Linked DNA regions of Homo sapiens: region 2 is linked to region 1. The links are chromatin loops, found by intact Hi-C in ENCODE. Cell type or tissue: GM12878. All regions are shown on one strand.

What was found. Hi-C counts contacts between places; a loop is a spot of excess contacts. Peaks named below come from ENCODE experiments on the same cell type or tissue, not always from the same donor. Only the 100,000 strongest peaks of a DNase experiment are listed, where the experiment ranks them.
Region 2: a loop joins it to region 1, with 5 times the contacts of the local background. A loop is called at or near these places in 3 of 110 quality-filtered maps.

Annotation. Positions count from the first base shown.
Region 1 is chr20:15,653,356-15,655,855 of GRCh38, reverse strand. The region is part of intron 8 of MACROD2 (mono-ADP ribosylhydrolase 2); the gene reads right to left. Among named protein-coding and RNA genes, the nearest start is that of MACROD2-AS1, 730 kb to the right of the region's middle. In GM12878, a CTCF peak has its summit at 1,525 (motif pointing right); a DNase peak (open chromatin) is centred at 1,515.
Region 2 is chr20:15,267,156-15,269,655 of GRCh38, reverse strand. All of the region lies in intron 6 of MACROD2 (mono-ADP ribosylhydrolase 2), which reads right to left. Among named protein-coding and RNA genes, the nearest start is that of MACROD2-AS1, 340 kb to the right of the region's middle. In GM12878, no CTCF peak of the experiment used is centred here; a DNase peak (open chromatin) is centred at 1,538.

The DNA of each region.
Region 1 (2,500 bases):
TTTTATTTACATAAGATATACACCATATTCAGGAGCAAGCCTTCCAGACCCCAGCTTCTTACTTTTGGCAAAGAAAAGTGCGTGTGGACATGTGTGTGTTGCAAAGGTGGCAGGGAGGGAGGATTCTCAAATGTTTCCAGTATATGTTTTCCTTGACAGATTAAATAATAATAGAAAGTTATGACATTAAAAATACATCATTCGAAATAATGTTGACGTGTCTTTTCCTATATACATTTTTTCTTTTGTGGTAGGTGGCGTAATGTTACACAACTTTTAAAAAGTGCAAGGCAGGCTGTGAATTACTTCTTTCAAATCTTTACGTCAAGGGAGCAACTTTTCAAAAGTTATTCCGAAGCCCAGGATTTCTGCTCCCCACACCTAAACCCCAAACCACTTGTGAAAATTCAGCTTTTCAAACAGAGCTTGGCTCTATTACTTCCAGCTGTCTCTATCTTGCCAAGTGTCCTGACACACACATATTCTATCGGTAAATCAACAGAGAAAGAGAAGAGAATGTTAAAAAAAAAAAAAAAAAAGTGGAACTCTAAAAAATGAATATAAAATGCCTAAACATCTCTATTTTCAAAAGGTATATATGCACATACCAAGGTAATTTTCTACAATTATCAGAGTTGTCCTTTTTCACATCTAAGTATTATACTATCACCCCCTTTTTGAGAATGTGTTTTACACACACACACATACATACACACAACACACACACGCACACACATACACACACACACATTGTATTTTTCAAGTGTGATTGAAATCGTTTACTTTATCTGACCTCATGCCATTTCTATGAACTGCTACCTAACTTGAGTCCTATAGACGAGACTTAGTGCAGTCCGTGGAGAAGCATGGTGACTCAAATCATATGCGGCCTCCACCTTCATCTCTCCAGCTGTAGAATCACTGTGTGCCGATATCTACAGTGACATTTTCAAAATTAGATACTCTATATGGGGGAAAGCATGGGCCCCAACTCACAAGGACAAAGCAAGGACTGCTTGGTATTTTATTTCTGTGGCAGGTTATTTAGGATACAAGGGGCACTAATTGGCACCCTCCCAAGCTGTGACATTTGTGATCTGCTGCCAAAGGGCAAGAGAAAGATGTGTAGCTGCCTTTTCTTCCTTGTGTGCCATCAAACAGATACCAAAGCAATCGTCTCCATTCTGACTCTGAGAACTCTGGGACAGCTTAGCTGACAGACTTAACCATTTCCCCACTCCCCCATCCCATCATTTTGAAGGGGGCAGTTTGAGTTTGTTCAAATGTGGTGTGGGCAAAATCACTTCAAGTGGAGGGGTGCTTAGGGAAGAGGGAGAGATATCTACTTTGGCTTGTAATTGTGTATTAGCTTGGTGCAAAATGAATGGCAAAAGCCGCAATTACTTTTGCACCAACCTAATACGTAGACTTCTGAACTCCCATCTCCTCTGGGCCTTATGCCTGCCAGACAAGCATTTTCCCCCAGGCTGTTAAGAGGTATTGACAATGGCACATTTTAAACTCTAGGGGGAGCTCCTGGCACCCACTTACCAGGAGGTCACTATGGTAAAGGTGGAGCTCAGTATGCTAAGTAAATGGGGTTAGAAGTGAAACTTCTCTGATAATGGTGATGCTCTTGACTTTTCAGGTTCTTCCTTGTTGCTTTCTCTGAACTTCTGCATGGTATGTGCTTTTATAACCCTATTGATTTAGCCTTTTCTCCTTTACAACCGGTCACATAAGTTAGGGCCGGCGCAGCCTGCTGTTTGGGAGGGTTCCCATCCTGTCAACCATGAAAAGCGCAAGGTAACCAGAGAATAGGGCTGGAATGGGATGCTTATCCAAACTCTGCCCTAGTCGGAGGGACATAGATCTTGTCCTCTTTTCCATGTCTTCCTGCTTGCTTCCTCCTCTGCTTTTCTTCCATTGGAGTGGAAAAATCAAGAAAGCCTAGAAAAGAGCTGGCCTAAATTCCAGCCCCTAATTCTCAGATAGCAAAAGAATGCTGAGGGTTACAAGGTCTTACCAGTTTTCCAGTATGAATACGGGATAGGGATTTATAGTCAGTCCCAGAAAGAGGATGTCTTGTTTGTGGGTTCCTGTGTTTATATCCCAACAACCCAGTGCACTGGTAAGTGTTGAGAAATGATTCAAGGATGTGGAATCATCTTGAAGTCACTGTAGACACCTGACCAACAGCAGTCATAGGCCACTGAGGGAAAGAATGCTGGTGTCCTATCACTGCAGAAGCTCCAAGTGGCAGCCTACTATGAGTTTAGACTGACTTACGGAGATAATAAACACTTTTATGACTGAGCCAACCAGATGTTGGAATGGTGGAATCCAGTAACAGATTAACCTAACTGAATCTAATTGCTGCACATTCAGACTGAGTGATTGATGCTCCACTGATCTTGCATATAGCCAAAATATTCATCTACTGCACGACAGCTGATTCTGCCCATACTTGTTGACATGGCACGTTTGACTTTAGTCACAT
Region 2 (2,500 bases), 390 kb after region 1:
AAATTCTAAAAGACAGGAAGGTGGCCCCTAAGCATATAATCAAATCTCCACCAGGGACAATTTGCAGAAGAGATGATAATCTTTTCACTGACTATTCACTGCTGACTATCATCTTACTCAAGAATTCCCCTAATGGCAAAGCAGTATTTATCAGTAGTTAGCCATTTTCCTTCAAAATGTATTTAGTTTCTATTTTTCAGTTAGGGACAAGACATAATCAGCTGCAAGGGAGCCATAGCGAGATGGTGGGTCAGCAAGGTGAAGGGACAGCTAAGGAATGGGTGGACTGAAGGCCAAGAGAGGATGATACAAGGTCAAGTACTAAGGGAAAACCTTGCTCAAGTTCGGGAAGAGAAACCTCATCCAAGCCACGTTGGGCAGGCCAGCCTGGCCATGCATGCTTAACCATATCATCTGCATGAGGAAGGGTCATGGGAAGCCTCTCTCTGGAGGGTTACAATATTGAACATCTTTTAACCAGAATTCCATGTGTGTCCCACAGAGAATTGTGAAGGCAGTGATTTATAATCCAATGAAATCATTTAACAATATATAATAAGCTCTCATCTGAACCACATGTTCAGTCAACAGGATTTGAAATGAATGTTGCTGAAAATTGTGCCAGCTATTCAGAAGATGCTGTGGCTCTGAAGTGTTAAGGGAGCTAATTCAGATGGCATTCCTCTTTTGAGAAGACAAATTGCAGAAAGAGAAAAGTTATCAACTTTTTCATGGTTGGCTGCTTCATATTCCCCAAAGTCTGGGGAGAAGACTGTTTTTTTTCCCGTGGGGAGTTCATGGGTGGAGACTGCAGCCATGACTCTGAAGGAAGGAAGGTCAATCATGCATTTATTTGTTCATTAGTTAACTCATTTATTTATTCATAACTCTTGAAAGAGTCCATGATTCTCATAGTCTGATCTCTGTACTCACACAAATAAACACAGTTCAAAGCCAGTAAGGAAAAAGGGAAGGGAATTTCAATTTATTTATTTATGTATTTTGAGATGAGTCTCGCTCTGTCACCCAGGCTGGAGTGCAGTGGCGCAATCTCAGCCCACTGCAACCTCTGCCTTTCGGGTTCAAGCAATCCTCTGCCTCAGCCTCCTGAGTAGCTAGGATTACAGGCGCCCACGACCACACCTGGCTAATTTTTAAAATATTTTTAGTAGAGACAGGGTTTCACCATCTTGGCCAGGCTGGGTCTTGAACTCCTGACCTCATGATCCACCCACCTCGGCCTCCCAAAGTTCTGGGATTACAGGCGTGAGCCACTGCGCTGGCCCTCAATCTATTTTTAAATAAAACTTTAATCTGAAAGAATTCCAATTCAGAAATGATGCTTCTTGGGTATCAACAAGATCATAAGTCTCAACAGTCAACTTCTTTTCCATTTCTTTTTTTCTCTGCTACAATTTCTGAAATCCTGCACTAATCTTGAACACCTGTTCTCAAACCAAGCAAATCAACTCAAAAGAAACTAAAACTCTCCCCTCTCTCTTGTCAAACCTCAGCTTCTTCCTCTCTTTCTCTTCCTCTCTCCTCTCTTGAATATATATTATTCTGATTTCACTCACTAACTTTTCACACTCATCTGCCACCTACTGATGTTGTTAGGACTTTCTCCTCAGTTCAGCTAAAAACTGGGTTCTTGTCACATGACCAGGAAAGATTAGGTTCGTGGACACACAGAAGGGTGAGAAAAACAGAATTTATTGGGCCAAACAAAACAAAACAAACAAACAAACAAAACTCTCAGCAAAGCGAGAAAGATTCCTGTTCACAGGCCCCCATCTCACTGATTGAATCCCAGGTCCACCCAGGAACCGGAGAGGCCAGGCTCCTCCCCACCTCCGCAACTGGCAGGAACTTCCCAAGGCCCCGTCCCATCCTCCCAGTGCTCAGGTCAGTCGGAAGTTCTCTGGGGAGCCATTTTTACTTGGCTGTCTCAGTGAGACAGTTTTCTACCTAGTTTTCAAATCTGAGCAAGAAAAGCCTAGAAATCTGTTGAGGGGAGATGAGGAGAGTGACAGGATAGTGGTCTCTACCTGGGGGTTGAGTCAGAGGCTGGGGCATGCTTAGTGAATGTCTGACGCCATCCCATGTTTATTCAATATCTTGGACAAAGGTTTTGGGCTCCTATTTTGTGCCAGCTTGCATGCCAGACTCTGGGGAGACAAAGGTTTTGAGCTCCTATCTTGTGCCAGTGTGCATGCCAGGCTCTGGGGACACAAAGGTAGACAAGGCACTGTCCCTATCCTCCAGAAATTGAGCAGTCTGGTGCAGAAGGCAGAGAAGCAAAGAACAAATTATAATGGCCTGTGAGAAACACCCTTCCAGATTTGAGCAGAGACCTCTGGGGGACCCTTCCCTGGGGGTAGGGAGGTAAGCGCTGGTGAGACTTGGGAAAGTCTTCTGGAGAGAGGTGACCTCTGAAGCAAAGTTATTAGGGGTTGGCCAAGTTGGAGTGGGGATGCAGAGGAGAGGGGGATGGAATGAC